2 separate regions of the Homo sapiens genome follow, and region 1 is linked to region 2. A link is a loop called in an ENCODE intact Hi-C map of the cell type or tissue named here. Cell type or tissue: PC-3. All regions are shown on one strand. Each heading gives the region's core, and the rest is flanking DNA. Links, peaks and the distances in the headings are about the cores only. Region 1 has its middle 9.6 kb from the start of NFIL3. Region 2 has its middle 99 kb from the start of MIR3910-1.

Region 1 (8,759 bases), core at 2,579-6,578, 100 kb after region 2:
CTTTAAAAAAGGAGATCCTGCCATTTGTCACAACATGCAGAAACCTGGAAGTTTGTGCTAAGTGAAATAAGCTAGACACACACACAAAAATACATGATCTCATTTACATGTGGAATTTTTTAAAGAGTCATATATACAGAGATAGGGAATAAGACACTGCTTACCAGGGGTGGGGCTAGGGAGGTAGAAAGGAAATGGGGAGATGTAGGTCAGAGGACACAAAGTAACAGACATGTAGGATGAACAAGTCTAGAGATCAAATGTACGTGAAGATTACAGATAATAAAATTGTACTGTATTTGTGATTCCTGCTAAATGAGTAGACTTTAGCTATTCTTGCCACAAAAACTAACAAAAGTGTAACTGTGTGAGATGACGAATATGTTAATCTGCTTCTTTATAGTGACCATTTTACTATCTACATGTATCCCACAATATATTTACATCTTAAGTATAAATGATTAAATTTATTTTCTTAAAAATGGTCAACAGGCAAATTTTGTTATATATGTATTCCTGATCCAAAAAATATAACATGTAATACATCAAATACCATTGAATCGTGCACTTTACATGGGTAAATTGTATGGATGTGAATTATAACTCAATAAAGCTGTTTTAAAAAAGAGATTTAGGACAGTGTTCTTTAATCCCCAGGCCACAGACCGGTACTGATCCCTGGCCTGTTAGGAACTGGCCCGCACAGCAGGAGATGAGCGGTGGGCGAGCAAGCATTACTGCCTGAGCTCAGCCTCCTGTCAGAGCAGCGGAAGCATTAGATTCTCATAGGAGTGTGAACTCTACTGGGAACTGCGCATGCGAGGGATCTAGGTTGCGCACTCCTTATGAGAATGTAACTCCTGATGATTCGACACGGAACAGTTTTATCCTGAAACCATCCCCCAAAACCCTTGCACGTGGAAAAATTGTCTTCCACGAAACCGGTCCCTGCTGCCAAAAAAGGTTGGGGACTGCTGATTTAGGGGATAGTGTCAGTAGGAAATTGTAACTGACTATATATGAAGGATGTAGTGAACATTTGTCACTTTATGGCTACTTGGCAGAGGAACCTCTTCCTATTTTGGGTTATAGAGCCTGTCTCCAATCAGAGAAGTTGAAGATCTTCTATTAATTTTCCCAGACTCTTGGTAGCCAGGGTCCTGGCATATGACGTAGGTCCTGCCAATCAGACATACTTAACTCCTCCTTAGCTCCCCACCTTCAACTCTTTGTTGTTGTTGTTGTTGTTGTTGTTGTTGTTGTTGTTGTTGTTGAGGCAGAGTCTTGCTCTGTCGCCCAGGCTGGAGTGCAGTGGCGCCATCTCGACTCACTGCAAGCTCCGCCACCCGGATTCACGCCATTCTCCTGCCTCAGCCTCCGGAGTAGCTGAAACTAAAGGTGCCCGCCACCACGCCCGGCTAATTTTTTGTATTTTTAGTAGAGACGAGGTTTCACCGTGTTAGCCGGGATGGTCTCTATCACCTGACCTCGCGATCCGCCCGCCTTCGGCCTCCCAAAGTGCTGGGATTACAGGCGTGAGCCACCGCGCCCGGCCCCACCTTCAAATCTTAATCAGAAAATGGTAATGTGAAGAAATGGAGATCATGCAGGCTCTTTCCCTGGGGCAGTGCCTGTGAAGGTGGCTGTATCCTGTTTGCAGGAGCTTTCTTTCTGGTAGCAGCATTGGAGGAGTGTGCCATGCAGATGCAGTTTCTCTGTCCTACAGCAGAGACAGCAGTGCCTGCGGGAGATCAATTCTGCAGTTTGATTTGGGGCATAGCTTCCGGCTTTTTAGCCTTCAAACCTGACTTGCCACAGATTCTGTGAGTTGCCTGGAGTTTTTTGGGTTTTTTTGTTTAGTAAATTACTGTTCTGCTCATATTAGCCAAAATCGGTCTGTGTTGCTTGCAACAAAGTACCCTGAATGCTGTAAAAAATTGCTCCCAGATTCTCAGCAAGTTGAGTGAACTATGGGATGTACAAGATGTAACTGAAGGAAGTAAAAATCCAGCTAGTATTAAAGGGAAGAGTTCTGATAGTACCTGGCATGCATAGATGAAATGTTAATTAGATTATAAGCTGTAGGCACATGGAATAAACTGTTCACTGAAAGTCTCAGTAAGGGACCCTGGTTGACCACTGTCACAGAATAGAATGGTAGTCATGAAGACCATGTGGCAAAATCATAGTCCTCACTTCACCAAGGCAGACCTTTCTTCCTACACTCCTCAGTTTCAGGCGCAGGCAGATGTCTCTAAAACTGATTCAGTGCCAAACGGAGCCATCATCCAGCCTCTAGAGGCAGGTGGACTCGGTCAGGCTTCATGAGGACCATGATGAAATGGCACTCAAGTTCCATTTCAACCTCCTTTGAGTGGCCTTTTATGTACCATAGAATTTGAATTCCACATTTACTAGTCTCTCTTGCAACTGGTATTCTGGATGCAAATTAAGATAAAATTTGATGGTGAAAGAGAGGTGAGGCACACTTCCTGTTGAGTTAGCAATTGCTGCAGGCAGGCAAGGTCATAGAGATGTTGGAGTTTTCTGACCAGCAGCTCCAGGGGCCTGATGATTGTATTATTGTATAAGTCAGTTGCAGCAAGCGTTTTTATCACAATTCTCACAACTCTGGGTTCTGATCATTTAGAGGACTGAATATCCAAGGAGGGTGATGCTTCCACTACTTGACATAGCAAATACTTGCTATGCCTAGTGGGGGCAGTGGAGAGAGAGAGAAAGAAAGAGAAAACACACAATTCAGTTATTAGGTACTTTGGGGGAATGCAAAAGAAAACCAGGGAAAGCACAGGGGTGCCTGGAATCATAGAAGACGGCTCATACGGATACTGTTATGTCACCTACAGGCAGCCTTGCCATGGTCCTTGGGCATGTTCATGCTGACCTCCACATTCCCTAGGAAACCCTTTAGAGAAGTGTTTGGCAAACTACAGGCCTATGGCCCAAATCTAAACTGCCACCTATTCTTAATTTTTTTTTTAATTGCGATAGCTTTAAGAGTACAAGCGATTTTTGGTTGTACATGGATGAATTGTATAGTGGTGAAGTCTAGGTGCACTTGATTTTTTTCGAAAATTATTCGTATCCTTTTACTATTTTCCTATTGGATGTTGATTTTCTTGTAAATTTATAAGAGTGCTTAACATATTAAGAATGTTAAACCTTTTTCTAGAATAAAAATGTGAACTATTTTCTCAAATTTTTTGTCTTTTAATTTTAAGGTGTCTTTTATCAAACAAAAGCTGCTTCACGGTTAATTAAATATATTTATCTTTTCTTTTGTAACTTCTGGGTTTCATGTAGACCTGTTCTCCCATATTTTGGTTTTGTACTTTTATGTGTAATTTAACACTTAAATCTTTAATATTACGGGAATATTTTTATGCTTGGAATGAGATGAAGGTCTAGCCAATGATTCCAACATGATGTATTTTCCCTTGGTTAGTAGACACTTAGCATCCATTTTTTTCTACTCCCATGCAATCTGATATCTACTTGGGGAGGCTTGAAAGCTGAAGAAACATGTCTTAGACTTCATGAAGCTGAGGTTCTGGAAGCATATTATGTTCCATTGTTTAGAAGCACTCATGAGAGCCTGTGTTGTGCAGACTGGTCTCAATCTCCTGGTCTCCAGTGATCCTCATGCCTCAGCCTCCCAAAGTGCTTCTATTATACGCATGAGTCACTGTGTCTGGCCTGAGAATCAACTTTTTAAGTTTCTCAAAATATCCATTAGAATTTTGATTAAGAGAGATTATACTCATTGGTTAATTTGGGGGTAATCATCATCTTTATAATACTCTTAATCAGAAATATATTCAATTTTTTTACTTGTTTGGCTTCTGTTAGTCATTATTCAATGTTTAATAGTTTTCTTTATGTAGACTAGCTTGTACCTTTTTGTTAGATGTAGTATTAATTATTTGATAGTTTTTCTTATTGTGAATAAGACACTTTTCCCAAGTATATTTTAAATATATTTAAATATAATATTTTTCAACTAAAATACTAAGAGCTAACATTTATTAAACACTGCCTAGGCACCAGATATGTTATTTATGTTATGCTTCACATGTTATTCAGTCACAAATGAAAATATTGTTCACAAAATACTCATCTAACAATGACTTAAACAAATCGAGGTTTGTGTTTCTCATGTTCAAGAAGCCCAGGAGTAGGTAAACAGGTGCTGATATTGACGCTTCCCTCATGGTCAAATGGGTGCTATAGTTCTAGCATCATGTCCATTTTTAAGGCAGGAGAAAAGGAAAATAGGGGCACCTGCAACTTCTTATTATGCCCGTTTGGCCAGAATGATGTCAGTTAGCCACCCCTGCCATCAAGGAAGTCTGAAAGTATTTGATACTTGCAAATCCCAGAGTAAATAAAGACTGGATGAATAAGCTTGTAAGTAGATCTTGTGTGAGTCAAACTGCAGCAATGCTCATTCATAATATCCTCACCATAACCTTCAGAGGGCAGCATGACTACAATCCCAAGTGTGCAGAGGAGGAAACTGAAACATAATGAGTCTCAGCAATTTGCCGATAGTCACAGCAATAAATGTAGAATGTGTGCTTTTAGCCATTCTATTACAAATGATTCCCATATGCAGGAAAATTTTGTTTTTAAATATTAACATCTTGTCCAGCTACATTACTGAATTCTTCTATTTTTGCATAAGCTTTAGTTTTGCTACATAAGTAAATGAACATATGGAATTATAACTTCCTTGTAATACTGATAATTCTTTTTTTTCCTGTCTCATTGCAATGGCTAAGACCTTCAAAATGATGTCAAATAATAATGAGTTTCCTGTTTATTTTCCTACTTAAATAGGAAGGACTTTATTGTTTCACCATTAAATGATTAAATTTACACTGAAAAAGAATGCTTTTCAGATATTCAGTAGTAAAGATAAATATTTTTCAGTAACAAGAAAGTTTTCTTTCCTAGTCTGCAGTTCAAAATGTTTTCCTTTTATCACATCAAAATAGCTATACTTCTGACTACTCTCCAGCTACTTTAGCAATATATATCATACTCCAAAAGAGTACTAGAAAAGACCTCCCTAAGACCTTCTCACACTAATGCTTTACAAATCAACCTCCCATTTCTTTTCAGCTCTGCCTTTGCACAGCAGAATTAAGATCTGGCAAAAAAAAACCTAAACAACTTCACTGGAATATATAGGTTCTTATGTGTCAGCAACAGTTTTCATAATACTGCAAAAGATAAGAAAATGGACAATTTCTCTGCAAGACTGAGAGTCATCTTTCTCTGCTACTTTTCGTGAGGGACATGTTTTCAGGAAACCTATTTTTGGGACTATTGCTGCACTTTGAATCTTTGACAGGTTCCGAAAGAAATTGGCTGGGCCTGAGTTTCCCAGAAACCGGAGCCTGAATCAAATCTCCTGTGCTAAGCCTTTCTTGGGAGGTACAATTCTAGAACTGCAAGAGTAGGAGGAAAAGAAGAGGAGACAGAGAAATAGGGGAAGTACATTTATAAGGACAAGGTACACTACCAGGTTGACTACAGTGCCCCAAGACAGCACAGACTGTGGCTGGGATTTGGGACATCATGCCACTAAACATTGTAGAGAGGAGGTATTTATCTACTGGTTCCATCCCATCTCCTGTCACTCATGGCTCAGAACTAACCTGACAGTGTGCCAACTACCCTACATCATGGGGTTGTGTCACCTGCCCCGGTAGCCCCTGGGAAAGACAGGTTCCTGGCCCTCTGTGCTTGTGTGAGTTCCTAAGTGATGGGAGGTGCCCATCTGTAAGTTCTGTCCATCTTACTTGCAGCAGCAGGAAAGCATTGGGAACCCAGGAAGACCCAAGTTAGCTGCTGGTGGTAGAAGAGGGAAAGGCGTCCAAGACAAAGCCTGTCCAGTAGCAAGCAAGAGAGGCTTGGGACAGGTGAGGCAAAGGGGATCCAGGAAGGAGACACACTGGGACTTGCAGAGAGGTCATTTTTACAAAGGAAAGTGGTGTTTTACTTATGCATTAGGGGGAAAGTCTTGTGTGGCCTGGGTCATTGAGCAGCACAAGTCCTGCACTGGGAACCATCCCAGACAGCCAGGAGCAGGAACAGAAGCAAAAGGAACTCTGGAGCAGCATAGCCCAAGTACAGACACTCCCTGAAGGCCAAAGTCACGTCGGCTTCCACTGTGGTTAAACTGTTCAAGTCAAATTCCACTTGCTTCTAGTCTCCAGCTGGCTTTCTCTCGTGGGATGAATACACACCCTTTGTAATAGCACAGGAGAGCATGTGCCAGTGCATCCCTAAGCTCAGGCTCTGTTCCCGTGACACCTTTCCCCTCTCCACGGAATGGTAGAAGGATGAAACATCTTAATATATGTGATGCGCCCAAGACGGTGTGTGCATGCTGTGGTGTTTGAGCAGTATTTGTTATTATTCTTACTGTGTAGAGGAACTGAAGCATATATAGCATATGTAAAGTACTATTGTGCTGTTTCTCAGATGAAGAAACTGAGGCATCAAGGTTTCACGTGACTTACCCATGGCCACCCAGCTCTAGAGTCCAGGCTTTGAACCATTTCCCTACACTAATTCTTAATGTGTGACATTTGGGGGAAAAAAAGCATTTAAAACAATGTGTTTTAAATGCTTGAATAACGTACTGCCTGAATAACGTACTGGTTGGTTTTGCTACTCCAGGTCCCCTAGGCCTGGGCCTGGTCTACATTTCCACACTGCTCTCCCATGCCGACTTTGCAAAACCTGGGTTTCCATCAAGCTCTCTGCCAGGACTTGTCACTCCCCAAGGTTCCCTTGGTCACCAACCACACTGGCTTTGCTAGGCCTGGCTTTATGTGGTACTCTTTTGAGGCATGATTCCTGCCTGTAGAATACCCATACATCTTTAAGACTTTGGTCATAATCCCAGCACTTGGGAGGCTGAGGTAGGAGGATCACTTGAGGCCAGGAGTTTGAGACTAGCCTGAGCAACATAGTGAGATCCTGCCTCTACAAAATGTTTTTTAATTAGCCTGGTGTGTTGGCATGCACCTGTAGTGCTAGCTGCTTGGGAGGCTGAGGCAGGAGGATTGCTTGAGCTCAGGAGGTCAAGGCTGCAGTGAGCTATGATCATGCCACTGCACTCCAGCCTGGGCAACAGAGCAAGACCCTGTACCAAACATTTTTTTTAATAAAAAAGAAAAACTTTGATTAAATTATACCCTCTTTCAGGAAGTACTTCTGCCTCTGCTTCAATGGAATGTGGGTCTCCTCTCCTTCAAGCCCCTCTTGGTACACAGTCTGGTCTTTCCAGTGACAGTTACCACACCGCGACAGTATTCGAGTTATGCTTTTAACCCACCATCCTCATCTTCCCATTAACCTCTAAGGGCCTGGCTTAGTTTCTGGCCCCTGCTAAGTAGTCAGTAAACATGTACCTTAAGTGAGGGAGTGAGTGAATGAGCGCCAAGTCTACAGCAGGCATGGGACATCACTCAACTGTTCAAGGGATGCCTGGCACCCAGCAGGTGCTCCATAAATGGAAGAATGAATGAATTCTAATCCCCATCCACCTCTGTTATTCTTTCTTGTAGATGTACATGCTCACTTGTTCATCTGAATTGAATAGGATCCTGGCAGCGTAACAAGATTTATTATGTATATGTAATTAATATGGACACGCACACACATACGCATGCACAGGCACAAGTATTTGGTTGATGATACTATTTTTCTGATGTATGTTGATTCTTTTTTGGGTTAATAATAATAGCTAACACTTGCTAATATATCAGGCACTTTCCTAATCAGTTAATAGGTACTAATTTTATCCTCAGAACAAGTTGAGATTGATACTATAATTATAAATGGTTGTCAAAAGGTGAAAGTGAGGCACACAGCAGACGAGAAAAGTAAGTTGCCCACAGCCACAGAGTTCCTGAGTGGCTGTGGGCAAGCTGGGATGTGGACACGGGCCTCTGTATCTGGGTCTTCAGCACTGGGCTCTACTGCCTGCAATTCCTGGTGACTGCCCGAGAGCTGGCTCTTTTATCATCCTGCCAGTATGCGGACTCACAAAATCCTCCACAGACCTACATGCACCGCCTGAGAGCAGCATCACACAGCAGCAGCTGAAAACACAATGGCACCTGAATCTTGAGCACTTCTGAAAGTTTCTCAGAAGACCAGAAATGCGGTCAAGCACCCAATTTCCGGACTTCTTAAGTGCATTTACCAAACGGAGAGCATTCACTTTAATCTCTTGCTGAAACAAACGACTCCAGAAGACAACTTTTGTCTCTGGAGTGACAAAAGTTGGTGGGCAACTCAACAAGGTAATTTTCTCTTGTCCATGTTACAATTAGGCCAAGGGAAGGTTATGAATGAGCCAGTGCTTGCCATAGCTGCTTTGCTGCAAATGCCACATTTGCAGTTTTTCTTTTCTGCAATATATGCTGGTGGCATGTTAGTCAACCCATGCTAATGAGAGAAGGAACGTGGCCAACCATCTGGTTGGCTCCCTCGGGTTTCAGATGAAGGAATGGACATTCAGAGAGGTGAAATGATCCCCTTGGTGAGTATGGGGTACAGAATGCACCAGAATTTCAGCTTCTGAGTTGCAGCTGTGTAGCTCTTTCCAGTAAACTATCCTGTGCATGACTTCACAGAAATGTTTAGATAAGCTTTACTTCGTTGATTTGAACTGGATTGCAATGTGGACCTGTCTTGTCTTATTCTTCATGAAATGA
Region 2 (8,759 bases), core at 2,985-6,984:
TTTATGTGGTGTATCACATTTATTGCCTTGTGTATGTTAAACCATCCCTGTATTCCTGGTATGAAATCCATTTGATCATGATGGATTATCTTTTTGATGTGTTGTTGGATTCGGTTAGCTAGTATTTTGTTAAGGATTTTAGCATCCATGTTCATCAAAAATATCAGTCTGTAGTTTTCTCTTTTGGTTGTGTCCTTTCCTGGTTTTGGTATTAGGGTGATGCTGGCTTCATAGAATTAATTAGGGAAGGTTCCTTCTTTCTCTATCTTGTGGAATAGTGTCAAAAGGATTGGTACCAATTCTTCTTTGAACATCTGGTAGAATTCTGCTGTGAATCCATCTGGTCTGGGACTTTTTTTGTTGGAATTTTTTTTTTAAATAAAGTTTCAACTTCTGTTAAATGTATTCCTGGGTACTTTATTCTTTTTGATGCTATTGTAAATGAAATTGCTTTTCTAATTTTATTTGCAGTTTGCTCATTGCTACTGTATAGAAACACAAGTGATTTTTATATACTGATAGTATATCCTACAGCTTTGCAAAATAGGTTGCTTTGTTTTTTTAATTATACTTTAAGTTCTGGGATACATGTGCAGAACGTGCAGGGAATTTTAAAATTACTGTTTCAGTCTCTCTGTTTGTTGTTGGTCTGTTCAGGGTATCTAATTCTTCCTGATTTAATCAAGGAGGGTTGTATTTCTCCAGGAATGTATCCCTCTCTAGGTTTTCTATTTTATGCGTGTAAAGGTGTTCATAGTAGGCTTGAGTGATCTTTTGTATTTCAGTGGTGTCAGTTGTAATATTTCCTGTTTCGTTTCTTAGTGAGGTTATCTGGATTTTCTCTCTTCTTTTCTTGGTTAATTTTGCTGATGGTGTATCAATTTTATTTATCTTGTCAAAGAACCAGCTTTTGGTTTCATTTATCTTTTATATATTTTTCTTTGTTTGTTTCAGTTTCATTTAGTTCTGCTCTGATCTTGGTTATTTCCTTTTTTCTGCTGGTTTGGGTTTGGTTTGTTCTTGTTTCTCTAGTTCCTTGAGGGGTGACCTTAGATTGTTTGTGCTCTTTCAGACTTTTCGATGTAGGCATTTAGGGCTGTGAGCTTTCCGCTTAGCACCGCCTTAGCTGTATCCCAGAGGTTATGATAAATTGTGTCATTATTGTCATTCAGTTCAAAGAATTTTTTAGTTTCCATCTTGATTTCGTTTTTAACCCGGTGCTCATTCAGGAGCAGTTTATTTAATTTCCATGTGTTTGTGTGGTTTTGAAAGTTCATTATGGAGTTGATTTCCAGTTTTATTCCACTGTGGTCTGAGAGAGTGCTTGATATAATTTCAATTTTCTTAAATTTATTGAGGCTCGTTTTATGGCCTATCACATGGTCTATCTTGGAGAAAGTTCCATGCGCTCTTGAATAGAATGTGTATTCTGCAGTTGTTGGATGAAATGTTCTGTATATATCTGTTAAGTCCATTTGTTCCCAGGTATAGTTTAAATCCGTTGTTTCTTTGTTGACTTTCTGTCTTGATAATCTGTCTAGTGCTGTCAGTGGAGTATTGAAGTCCTGCACTATTATGGTGTGCTATCTCATTTCTTAGGTCTATTAGTAATGGTTTTATAAATTTGGGAGCTCCTGTGTTAGCTGCATATATGCTTAGGATTGTGATATTTTCCTGTTGGACAAGGCCTTTTACCATTATATAATGCTCCTTTTTGTCTCTTTTAACCACTGTTGCTATAAAGCTTGTTTTGTCTGATATAAGAATAGCTACCCCTGCTTGCTTTCGGTGTCCATTTGCATGAAATGTCTTTTTCCACCCCTTTACTTTAAGTTTATGCGAATCCTTATGTGTTAGGTGAGTCTCCTGAAGACAGCAGGTAGTTGGTTGGTGAGTTCTTTTCCATTCTGCAGTTCTGTACCTTTTAAAAGGAACATTTAGGCCATTTACATTCAATGTTAGTATTGAAACGTGAGGTACTGTTGCATTCATCATGCTCTTTATTTTTTGTTTTTTGTTTTTGTTTTTTTAACTTGCATTTTTGTTTTATAGGTCCTGTGTGATTTGTACTTTAAAGAGATTCTGTTTTGATGTGTTTCCAGGGTTTGTTTCAAGATTTAGAGCTCTTTTAGCAGTTCTTGTAGTGGTGGCTTGGTAATAGTGAATTCTCTCAGCATTTGTTGAAGGAAAGAAAATGACTGTATCTTTCCTTCATATATGATGCTTAGTTTCACCGGATACAGAATTCTTGGCTGATAATTGTTTTGTTTGAGGAGACTGAAGATAGGCCCCCAATCCCTTCTAGCTGTTAGCATTTCTGTTGAGAAATCTGCTGTTAATCTGATAGGTTTTCCTTTATAGGTTACCTGGTGCTTCTGTCTCACAGCTCTTAAGATGCTTTCCTTCATCTTAACTTTGGAAAACCTGATGACAATGTGCCTAGGTGAAGATCTTTTTGCAACGAATTTCCCACGTTTTCTTTGTGCTTCTTGTATTTGCATGTCTAGGTCTCTAGCAAGGCTGGGGAAGTTTTCCTTTATTATTCCCCACAATATGTTTTCCAAGATTTTAGAATTGTCTTCTTCCTCATGAACCTGATTATCCTTAGGTTTTGTTGTTTAACATCATCCCAGACTTCTTGGAGGCTTTATTCATATTTTCTTATTCTTTTTTCTTTGTCTTTGTTGGATTGGGTTAATTCTTCAAGCTCTGAATTTCTTTCTTCTACTTGTTTAATTCTATTGCTGAGACTTTCTAGAGCATTTTGCATTTCTAAAAGTGTGTCCAAAGTTTCCTGACATTTTATTTTTTTTCCTTTAAACTGTCTATTTCATTGAATATTTCTCCCATCGCTTCTTGTATCATTTTTTTGGATTTCCTTACACTGGGCTTCACGTTTCTCTGGTTCCTCCCTAATTGGGTTAATAACTAACCCCCTGAATTCTTTTTCAGGTAATTCAGGGATTTCTTCTTGGTTTGGATCCATTGCTGGTGAACTAGCATGATTTTTCGAGGCTGTTGATGAGCCTTGTTTTGTCGTATTACCAGGGTTGGTTTTCTAGTTCTTTCTCATTTGGGTAGGCTCTACCAGAGGGAAGGTCTAGGGCTGAAGGCTGTTGTTCAGATATTTTTGTTCCACAAGGTGTTCCCTTGATGTAGTACTCTCCCACTTTTCCTATGGATGTGGCTTCTTGTGAGCCAAACTATAGTGTTTATTGTCTCTCTTCTGGGTCTAGCCACCCAGTGAGTCTACCTGGCTCCAAGCTGGTTCTGGGGGTTGTCTGTGATGTGAACCATTTATGGGTCTCTCAGCCGTATATACTAGTGCCTATTCCAGTGGAGGTGACGGAGGGTGCAATGGACTCTGTGAGGGTCCTTAGATTTGGTGGTTTAATGCTCTATTTTTGCGTTGGTTGGCCTCCTGCCAGGAGGTGGCACTTGCCAGAAAGCATCAGCTGTGGTAGTGTGGAGAGGGACTGGCAGTGGGCAGGGCCCTAGAAATCCCAAGATTATATGTCCTTTGTTTTCTGCTACCAGGGTGGGTAGAGAAGGACCATCAGATGGGGGCAGGGCTAGGCGTGTCTGAGCTCAGAGTCTCCTTGGGCCGGTCTTGCTGCGGCTGCTGTGGGGGATGGGGATGAGATTCCCAGGTAACTGGAGTTGTACACCTAGGAGGATTATGCAAATAATTTTTGAGTGCCTGTATGGGACAAAGAAATGACCATATATAAAGTGACACACTTATAAACTGTCTCACTTTTCCTAAGTGAACTTCCTGAATTAAGAAAATCTTTTAACACAAAGAATCCCTGGATATAATTGGTAAGTTAGAGAAAGAAGTTTTTTCTCCTTTTAAATCTACCCTTTCTGAATGAATACCATACACATTATTTTATCTTTTTCTTTTGTAAAGATATAATTATGCATTTTTCTGCTTATTAAAATATGTCTTTTTCCTGAATTCAAAGAGAGCCCATACCCATCACATAAGATCCACAATAATGGAAGCATTCTATTACTGAGACTGGCTGCTATTATTGTTTTAGATTCTCATCTTTTAGTCTTTTCTGTGCTTTTTTTTTTTTGCATTAGTATCCCATTTCTGTGTAACAAATTACCACACATATGTAGCTTTAAGCAATACAGATTTATTAGCTCACAGTTCTGTAGATCCGAAGTTCTGCATGGCTTGACTGGGTTCTCTGTGCAGTGTCTCCCAAGATGATATTGAGGCGTTGGCCAGGCTAGGCTCTTCCATGGAGGCTCTGGGGAAGAATCTGCTTCCAATATCACTGGGTTCTTGACCAAGTTCAAGTCCTTGCATCTGCAGGACAGAGATCCTCGTATCCTGGCGAACTGTCAGCTCCCCATCTCTCAGCTCTTTAAGGTTGTCTGATTCCCTCCTCACCTGCTTCCTCCAGGTTCACACCAACAGCGGTGCATTGACCACTTCTCATGCTTCAAATCTCTCTGGCTTCCTTTCCTCAAACAGCCTGAAAGATTCTCTGCTTTTAAAGGGTCTCATGTGATTATGTCAGGCCCACGAGGAGAATCTTTCTGTATTAAGAGCAACTGTGCTATATAGCATAACATAATCATGGAGTGATACCTCACCCTGTTCACAAGTTCTGGGGGTAAGGGAATGAAATCTCAAGGGACTTGTTTAAAATCTTGTTAATCATGTATCTAGACACTTTTTAATTTTAATTTTTAAACTTTAATTTGGCATTTTAAATAATTTAAAATGGAATCAGGGTGATACTGTTTCATACACTTTTTACTTAACTATACATGGTGAATTTTTTTTCTGTCCTTAAATGTTCTTCTAGCATGTAATGTTTTAGGACTATAGAGTGTTTTACTGGATAGAGGTACATAATTTATTTGTATCATGCCTGTGTTTCACATCTTTTCAAACTCTATTGTATAAATCATGCAGCAATTTGTGTCTCATAAACTCTTCCACGTAAATCGCTGTGTCAAAGGGCTTCTAAGACACACTGCCAAGCTGGCCTCCTGAAGAGTCATGCTGGTGCATGCCCCTCCCAAAGGCGTGTAAGCCTGCTCACTTCCATGGGGCCCTGCTAACATTTGTTTACATAGGACAGCAGCAATGTGAGACTCAGACACCATAAACAAGTCGGCCTTCAGCACTCACACTTTGTGACCCTGGCCTTCCATAGTGCTTCTACCCCTCAATGCATTTTCAACTGGGGAATGTTGAACACCTCAGAATTCTTTGCTACCCACTGGGCCACATATCAAGGTGTTGTCTCAGGACTGACCCCAAAGGCTTGTCAGCAGAGTCCCCTCCTGCCGAGGGGCCTAGGTGGTTAAACAGTGACTCAGTGGAGTGTCTTCAGTATAGGTCATTTCTGTGGTTGTGAGTAACTGGGCTGCTTCAGCTCCCTGGCTTCACTCCTTATAGAAAAATAGACTCAGCCCTTATTGGAATAATCCTTTCACTCTTTAAGCTATTTATATTAGTTTTTGATTAAATGGCCACTCACTGTGTTTCTTGGGCTGAACCCATGCTGTACATCCTTCTGAAACACTAAGTCTTTCTTTAGGAAGAGTAAGAATAGTGCCAGGGCCTTGACAAGAAAGAGTGTGAAGTTGGCACCCCAGATGCTGCGTGTCTGCGCAGAGGGCTTCTCTCGGCTTCTGCTTTGTTAGGCTGGAGTGGAGTTAGCAGGAGATTGGAGGTGGTCAGTGCAGGCTTCCCCATGATGATAAAGGCATCAAGGCCAGGTGACTGCCCAACACTTCTGAGGGTGTCCTCCAATTAAAGACCTTTGTCTCAGAGACAAAATGAAGTAACAGCAATGGGCGTGTTTTGCTAGGGGACTTCAATTTTCGATGGTGGTTATTACTGACAGTGGAGTGGCCAGTGAGATAGAGCCTCATGCTGAGAAACTGAGGGTCCTCATCATGAGCTGCCCCAGGCTTTCACTACATCACTAGCCATTAAATCTGAGCCTGAAAAGTCACAGAGAATGGCTCTTGAATATACCATCTTAGAAATCATGTATTAAGTTTGTCTCCACAGGTAACAAGGAATACAAAATGGAGCTCTTCCATAAAGAAGTAGGCTTCCAACAATTTTCCTGTTAAATAGGATGAAGTGTGTGCACATATGCACTTGTGCAGGTGTGCATGTGTGTCCTCCAAAGGGAAATAATACTTAGTTTAAATCATTCATGTTTTTTAATCTTTACAATCTGCATTGATTATATTTTCTGAATAATTACTGTTTGGGAGAGTGGAGGTGGGTCAGTACAGATCCCTCTGGGACGGTTAAGACATCAGGCCCAAGAAAGTCTTTAATGTTAAAGTATCCTTGTCTGCCCCTTTGCCCATATGTCCAAAAATATTTTTTAGTATATTTTTAACATACTTTTATGAAATCTGAAATTTTTATATTTTATGAAATCTGAAAGTAACATATTTTTATGAAATCTGAAAGTAAACAACAATAAAATCTACCTAAACCAGACAAACGAAACTACCATTCCTTACCATAAATGGAGGACTTGCAGAATCCAATGTCCAGATGAGAAATAACGTGCAAAGTCAGCCACTAATGAGGGGAAAGCAAAGCCTTTATAGCGCTCCTTGGTTCAGGCTGTTAATACAGAGCATAACACAAAAAGGTAATTGACATGTTCTAATACATGTTTAGGACCCAATGCCTGACTTTATAGGAGTGACAAAAGTTAACACATTTACTGAATTCTGAATGGTGTGACATCAGGTATTGTATATAATATAATATATATATACACACACAGATATAAATTCACATATATACACACATACATATATTTATATATCTCCATTGGTTCTAGTTCTTTGGAGAACCCTGCCTAATACAGTAACTCTGGCTTTATTTTATACAAATAAAATACAAAGTGTCATATGATGAGGGAATGCCATCACTGTTACAGATGCATTTTCAGACACAGATCTGAGGGGATTGTTGGGAGAAAGCTCAGGACCAGCTGCAGGCTCAGGTGGGTGAGCAAGCCTGCACTGTTACTGGCTTTGGCTTGAAGATGACCAGACTCAAAGGAATGCAGTGCTAACATAGGTCCTGGACTCATAAAGTCAATCCACAGGTCCTACATTTCACATTATTATGGTGAACTACAGTGACTGGAGGAAGACACATTTTCTGAGTGATTTCTAAAAGGCTGTCTATGCAATCTGGTATAAAGCAAAGAGAGGTTTGCTTAAAAAAAAAAAAAAAAAAAAAAGAAAAAGTCCAAATGAGGGTTCTGCATCAAAACTGCCCCCTGGAAGTGTGTGTGTTTAGGATACCACCACTAGAAACCATTCTGGAGCTCTTCTGGCACTGACTTCAGAGCCAGTGTATCAGTTTAAGAAGCAAACTGATGCTCTTAAGTAGTCTGCAGGCAGCCCCCTGTACCTTGTTTCTGAGCTTCCTTCTTTCCCCTACTCTGCCTTCTTCCCCAGCAGTGGACACCAGCCCAAGGACTCAGACAAGGGCCAAGTGAGAGCCTGCAGGAAGTCAGGACCTGGTCCTTACGCTCCTCATCACAGCTAGCGAGTGTGGCTGTCTTCCCATGGCACCGTTTATTTCTCACTCAGACCTCACAACCTGTAAGGCGGCTGCTCTCATTACCGGGGGGACACGAGGCACGGAGAAGTCAAGAATTGAGTCTCATTCACACTTTAGGAAATGCCCATCAGGCTTTAATGTATTTCAGAGCACACGACAGTGCTGCTTCGCCCAGCTAGTTTTTCCTGACCACTCCCCTCGCCCCTCTGCAATGACAACCAGGTGAAGCGTGGGCCAAACACGCTGTGTTGCTATCGCCTACCTAATTCTCCACCCTCGTGTTGGCCTTCCGCTCAAGGCAGCATAGTTCCATTGTTAGGAAGGAGACTCTAAAGCCACACTGCCTGAGTCTGAATCCCACCCCTGCTGCTTAGTAGTAGGGGAATGGAGAGCAAGTAACTTAATATTCTGTGCCTCAGTTTCCGTATCTGTAAAATGGCACTAATAATGGGACTGACTCATAAGGTCGTTTTGAGGATTAAATGAGTCAGTATTTATGAGGCATGTCAGACAGTTCCTGGTGCAGAGTAAGTACAGGCGGGTGTGAAACAGACAGAACATCTGTGGGGTGGGAGGCAGGGCCAGCGGGACAGCAACACAGGGACTGTGTCTGTGTTGCTCCCACTCTATCTGCAGGGCCGGGAGTGTCAGACGCAACACTGGTTATACACCATGTTCAATACATACTTTTCGGATGTTGAATATTGCTACACTCAGGTATGTTTAACAGCAAAAGCAATGTTTTTAACAACTACATGTATATTGCCTCTTGGAGAGGTCAGATTTTCCCTAGCCATAGTGCTTAAAGCTATGCATTCTACCTCAACTCCAGTGCTTAAGATGACAGTAGATAATTGGTATTAAAAATGCATATAAGTCCATATAATGGACTCATAGATTATTACTCAGGTATAAAGAGAAATGAGCTATCAAGTCACAAATATTCATGGAGGAACTGTAAATACATATTGCTAAGTAAAAGAAACCAGTCTAAAAAGGCTGCATTCGGTATAATTCCAACTACATGACATTCTGGAAATGGCAAAATTATAGACAGTTAAAAGGTCAGAGGTTGCCAGAGGTTCAAGGGGAGGGAGGGATGACTAGGCGGAGTGCAGGGGGTCTTTAGGGCAGTGAAGCTATTCCTTCTGATACTGTAATGATGGATACATGACAT

The links. Peaks named below come from ENCODE experiments on the same cell type or tissue, not always from the same donor. Only the 100,000 strongest peaks of a DNase experiment are listed, where the experiment ranks them.
Region 1: a loop joins it to region 2, with 4 times the contacts of the local background. A loop is called at or near these places in 1 of 110 quality-filtered maps.

What each region holds. Positions count from the first base shown.
Region 1 is chr9:91,429,092-91,437,850 of GRCh38, reverse strand. It overlaps a transcript of NFIL3 not described here. Among named protein-coding and RNA genes, the nearest start is that of NFIL3, 9.6 kb to the right of the region's middle. In PC-3, for the core only: a CTCF peak has its summit at 4,494 (motif pointing right); a DNase peak (open chromatin) is centred at 4,450; H3K4me3 peaks cover 233 bases; H3K27ac peaks cover 750 bases.
Region 2 is chr9:91,532,908-91,541,666 of GRCh38, reverse strand. No RefSeq gene overlaps it. Among named protein-coding and RNA genes, the nearest start is that of MIR3910-1, 99 kb to the left of the region's middle. In PC-3, for the core only: no CTCF peak of the experiment used is centred there; DNase peaks (open chromatin) are centred at 5,056 and 5,326; H3K4me3 peaks cover 778 bases; H3K27ac peaks cover 2,221 bases.